Linked DNA regions of Homo sapiens: region 1 is linked to region 2. A link is a contact called in ENCODE Hi-C or POLR2A ChIA-PET data. All regions are on one chromosome and are shown on one strand. Each heading gives the region's core, a stretch centred on a gene start or an enhancer-like site at or near the end of the contact. The rest is flanking DNA. Distances are from core to core; before and after follow the strand shown. Region 1 has its middle 29 kb from the start of GSG1L. Region 2 overlaps XPO6 (exportin 6).

Evidence for each region. A loop is a pair of places that touch in the nucleus more often than their neighbours do. ChIA-PET counts read pairs that join two places held with the same protein, here RNA polymerase II (POLR2A). Pooled maps may share reads with other maps.
Region 1: a map of heart right ventricle shows a loop between it and region 2 (5-fold over the local background). The contact joins two enhancer-like sites. A Hi-C loop is called at or near these places in 1 of 168 maps with a recorded cell type or tissue (heart right ventricle) and 1 of 50 pooled maps. POLR2A ChIA-PET finds 5 or more read pairs at or near these places in 7 of 52 experiments (AG04450, B cell, CD8-positive, alpha-beta memory T cell and 4 more).

The regions. Positions count from the first base shown.
Region 1 is chr16:28,091,631-28,094,330 of GRCh38, reverse strand. No RefSeq gene overlaps it. Among named protein-coding and RNA genes, the nearest start is that of GSG1L, 29 kb to the right of the region's middle. RefSeq lists an enhancer at 1,974-2,700. Within about 2 kb of position 1,315, at least 6 of the 41 ENCODE cell types and tissues checked have a DNase peak (open chromatin) inside an H3K27ac peak, as active enhancers do.
Region 2 is chr16:28,135,824-28,138,633 of GRCh38, reverse strand. The region is part of intron 9 of XPO6 (exportin 6); the gene reads left to right. Among named protein-coding and RNA genes, the nearest start is that of GSG1L, 74 kb to the right of the region's middle. Within about 2 kb of position 1,398, at least 5 of the 41 ENCODE cell types and tissues checked have a DNase peak (open chromatin) inside an H3K27ac peak, as active enhancers do.

The sequences.
Region 1 (2,700 bases), core at 66-2,565, 44 kb after region 2:
CCCAGCCTGATATTCTACAAATATCTAAGGCTATCACTGATATTCTACAAATATCTAAGGCTGTCACTGACGATGCAGTGATCATCCTTGTGTGTAAATCTGTGTGTTTGATTGTTTCCATAGGTTGGATTCCTGCATGTGAAATTGCTGGGTCAGATGTGTCTGAGGCTTTTATGGATATTTCTGGGGACTGGTTTCTATTCTGAAGGAGGAAAAATATCACAGATTTGACCAAATCAGCCCCTGGTTTTGTGGGTCTTGGAGATTCAGAACTCTAATTGGTTAGTGGCCTAACCAGGCCTGCCCACTTCTGAGCCACATCCTTGTCCCAGTGTCCCTCTCCAGCGTGAGACCTCTGCAGAGGAGCTGAGACCAGGAGAGGAAGGTTGCTGACAGTTCTAGCTGGCTCCTTGGGCCTGGGCAGAAGAGCCATGATTGTTGGCCATTTATTAATAACTATTATTTGCTGAATTCTACAAGCCTGGTGCCCGGCTGCAGGCGAAGGACTCCTTTTCACTGCACATGCAGTAGCTGGTTCCTCCTTAGGTGGAGTCAGCTCCGAGATGGGCCTTGTGTTGTGTGCACGGAGGATTTTGGTGACTGTGGTTTGATCACTGTGGCTCATCTCTGAGACCAGCCCTTGGGAAAAGCTGAGGTGCTCCCCTGAAATGACTCTGGCTGCCCCATCAATCCCCCTCCTTCTCCCTCACCCCTCCAAAGCCTCCTCCTCCAATCTCTGTGAAGCCCTCCTCTGTGAGGCCCTGCCAAGCGCCCCTTCCTCCTCGCTGCCCCGCAGCACCTGTGTCCCCTCTTGTCCCAGGAACCGTGGTGTCACCCCTACCACCATGAGAACCTGCAGGCAGTGGGGGGCTCTCTGTCCCTAGCAGGCAGCGTAGGGCTTGGCTCAGAGCAGGCACCAAAAAATTCTTATGTGCAGGAGGATTTTTCAGATTTATCCAAATGGGTTTTTCTTCAAGGAAGAGGTCTAGAGCCCCGCTGAGGCATCTTCTAACTAATTTTCAACATAATGAAACCGTGTCCTTGGTGTCTGCTCAGAACACCGTGGCCTTACCTTGCTGGGCTCCTTAGGGAAAAGCACTTACGTGAAAGGCTCTTCAGTGAAGAATTTCTGTAGCTCAAGGACTCCCTTTTCCGCCCTTCCCTGTTTGTATCATTTGAAAACATCTTTTAAAAGCCTTGTTAATTAATTGCCTCAGGGCTTGGAGGTGCTGAGTGGGGGCAGGCATTGAGAGCAGGCCGGGTTATGCGGCCTCCTGGGGTGGGCAGAGAGAGCTCCGTGGTGCTGGTCAGAGCCTGACTCAGAGCCCCCAGGGGCCTCTGAAGGGTGGCAGAAGCTTTCCCTGGGTCAGTCAGGTACCAAGGGGTGGGTTGGAAAGTTAAGTATTTCAATGAAACGTCCCAGAGATCCACAGACCTGACGTAGGCGGCAGGCATTTTGGCAACAGGTAGATTTTTTTTTTAAAGACACTCAGGTTTTGGTTGGGCACAGTGGTTCACGCCTGTAATCCCAGCACTTTGGGAGGCGGAGGCGGGTGGATCACCTGACGTCAGGAGTTCGAAACCAGCCTGGCCAGTATGATGAAACCCCGTCTCTACTAAAAATACAAAAATTAGCTGGGCGTGGTGGCGTGGGCACCTGTAATCCCAGCTACTTGGGAGGCTGAGACAGGAGAATCACTTGAACCTGGGAGGCAGAGGTTGCAATGAGCTGAGATTGAACCACTCCAGCCTGGGCAACAGAGGGAGACTCTATCTCAAAAAAAAAAAAAAAAAAAAAAAAAAGACACTCAGGTTTTTAATTTTTTCCCCTTCTCTCTTTTTAATTTTTTTTTTTTTTTGAGACAAAGTCTTGCTCTGTTGTGCAAGCTGCAGTGCAGTGGAGTAGTCATAGCTCACTGCAACCTCCATCTCCTGGGCTCAGGCAATCCTCCTGCCTCGGCCTCCCAAAGTGCTGGGATTAGAGGTGTGAGCCAACGGGCCCCGCCCCTCCCTCCTCTTTATTACAGATTATTATTTGCAGATAAAAAGACTCGCCTAAACCATATAACATTTCAGTGGGTGGCTTTCAGCCCTTTCCTTGCATTTGTGTGCATTGGCCCAGCTGTACACCTCTGACTTTCAGTGGGAATAAATCATATTACTGCCTGGCAGGGTTCTGCCCCCTGAGGCACACACTCTTTTTGGTGGTTCTCACGGACCCTAGAGACCCCAGCTGTCTGTGGCAGTTTGAACCTAAGCCCTGGACTGGGGCCAGTCAGGTAGAAGTGGCCTCTGTGGAGGGTCGTGGGAGGTAGTCTGGGGACCCTCTGACCTACATGGGTGTCCGGCACTATTATTGGTGGCTGAGGCCAGAGACAGAGCCTGTTGTCGGGGTAGTACCTGAGGATGGTGATCCCCAATTAGCAGAGGCTGCAGCCTACCCATGCCTGCCTTCCCCAGCACCGTCCCTGGGTGCCACACTGGAGCTGATTCCTGAGCTCCCCGTGTCTCGGCGACCTTGCTTCCAGCCTCTGAAGGGCACTCGAGGAAGACTGATTGAGACTCTGGGGAAGGACGTGCGTAGCATCTCAATCTCCCCTCACAGAGCCTGCCTGGGGAGGGCTACACCTCGGGAGGCTTTTATGTACGGAGGCATTTCCAAAACTGGTTTGTCCCTCCCCTGCCACAAGAGACCAGCGG
Region 2 (2,810 bases), core at 149-2,648:
GTGCTCTCTTGCTGAGGAAGGAGAATGGGTATTGGGCAGGCAACCAGAGTGTCTGCCACAGCCATATACTTTCTCCACCTCCCACATGACACTTTGGGAGATCAGTGATCTATGTGCATGTTTGCCTGGTTCCTACTTGGACTTAATTTTCTAAGCGATACGGGTTTTTTTTGCAGCCAGAGTTGCCAATTGCCAGTTAAGATTTTAGGTCTAATTTAGGGTTACATTTGCATAGAAAGTCTCTAAATTTCCTTTTAGCACAGCAAGACAATTTATAGATGACAAAATTCATCTGTCCTCTGGTCTGAAGTAGATTTTCTTTCCTAGGAGAATTGTGGAAATATTTTGATCTGTCACAGCAATTTATAGTGTGGAACTTCTGTAACTTTAGAAATTTATGTCTTGAACAAAGGCAAAAACATAAACTCTAGGCCTAAATGTTTGATCTTACCTTTCTATGGAGTTTACTAAGTGGGATTTTGACTTTATTGGGTGAATTTTCCCACAGACGTTGCAGATTTTATTAGTGCCTTTTTCCCTGCCGGCATTCTTTCCTGGGCCCTGTTCAGTTGCTAGTCTACTTTAGGGCTGGCGTGTGTTAGGTTGTTAAGTCGTTTGCATACAGTTGGGGAGTCATTGCTGGATATGGGCAAGTAGGGAGTGTCTCTGTCTCTAGTTAAGAAACGAGCTGTCGGGAGCTAAATAGTGGGTGCTCGTGGACATAGGATGGCAACAACAGACACTGGAGACTGATAGAGAGGGAGTGGGGAGGAGGGCAGGGGCTGAAAAGCTATTGGGTACTATGCTCAGTGCCTGGGTGAGGAGATCAGTTATACCTCAAACCTCAGCATCACGCAGTATACTCCGGTAACCAGTCTGTACATGTATCCCCTGAATCTAACATAAAAGTTGAAATTATGTTAAAAAATAAGTAAATAAATACAAATGTCAATTTTGGCATAGGTTAAATTTTTAAGTTAAAAAAAAAAAAGATACTCTGGTCACCAAAATCTGAAATGGGACAATCCAGGAGGATTTGTAAGTGGTCTGTAGACTGATTCTCATCACATGGGCTGTACCTCCTGGACTAAATGGACTGTATTTGGTCTTGGTATTGGATATCTTTTAACTTTGGTTATCATGTTGTCCCAGTACTCAACTGTATTAGATTGGGTGGTGTATTAGAGTCCTGTCAGGAAATCAGAAACCATACTTAATTATTTGAACAGAAAATTCATTTTAGGAAATTGATTAAATAGGTTTCAGAGGAAACACTGAGATAACACAGTTGATAAGTACAGGAAGTGGCTTCACCCCTAAGGCTAGAAGTACAAAGGCAAGAAGCTGGGGCTGTCAAAATCTGGAAGATCACTGCTTGGTCCCTGAGCAACTAGGGTTCAGATCTCTGAAGAGAGGGCCCCATCTAGCTGCCACAGGAGTTCAGAGGAGGGATCTTTTCGAACTGGGACCATTCCTTTGAGGAGAGGGTGTTGCCTCCACCTCTGAGGGTGCACGATACTAGTTCTGGGAATGTGGAATGAAGCTGGAAACCGGAACCAGTTGCTTCTGCCAGGTGTCTGTTGCTGGGGCAGCACTGCCAGGACAGCAAGCCCACAGGAAGGATGCAGTCCTTTTGTCCCTTCTGCCTTCCAGTCTCCCTCCAGTGTCCCTGCTGGCAGAACCTAACAGACCGAAACAAAGTGTCCTTTGAGTCTCAGCCCCAGCATCATAGCTTTGGAGAGCAGATTGATGTGGAGAGCTTACTAACCAGCACTGGTGGTTTGCTCTGTGAATGGGAGCAGTCCCTTAACTTATCTTAGAAGCGTTTCAGGATAGGCGAGTATTTAGGCAACATGATTTGTTCTTGAAAATGAGCAGTTTGTTGGTCCTTGTGGTAGCAATTGTTGCTTATAACTTGGTATCTTCTGAGTTGGGTTCTTATTACATGTGGGAAATATCCAAACCTACCGCTCTGAGTATTTCTTTGAGAAATTATTCTTAGACACAAATCAAAGGGTCAGGGTTTCCCCAGGCTCTTTTTAGTTTCTAAGTCTTCTTAAAATGGACTAAAGATTAGGTTTTGGGAGTTGGGTGGAGCAGGCTTAAAACCCATTGGTGCTGGGCGCGGGATCACGCCTGTAATCCTGACACTTTGGGAGGTCGAGGCAGGTGGATCATCTGAGGTCGGGATTTCAAGACCAATCTGGCCAACATGGCGAAATCCTGTCTCTACTAAAAATACAAAAATTAGCCAGACCTAGTGGGTCATGCCTGTAATCCCAGCCACTCGGGAGGCTGAGGCATGAGAATCACTGAACCTGGGGAGGCGGAGGTTGGAGTGAGCCAAGATTGCGCCGTTGCACTTCAGCCTGGGTGACAGAGGAGACTCTGTCTCCAAAAACAAAAACAAAACAAAACAAAACAAAACACTTCATTGGTGATTTATGTGTAGCGAGAACATGATTTTGAATTAGGGGGCCCTAGGTTCGAAATAGCTTTGTGGCCTTGGGCAGTTTATTTAACTTCTGTTAATTGTTGTTTCCTCATCAGAAAAATATTGATACCATTTACTTCTCACAGCTGTTAAAAGCATGAAATCATTGAATTAGGTAATATTTATATGCAGTGCCTATCATCCCCAGAGCAGCTGCTAAGATCATAACTTGAAAATACTTAGTAAAAGAAAGGACAAGGGATTTAAAATGCAGCACTAGAAAATACCTGTTTGACACAAAAGAAGGCAGGAATGGAGGAATTGAGGAACATAAGTCATAGAAAATAAATAGCAAAATGGCAAAAATGAGGCCTTC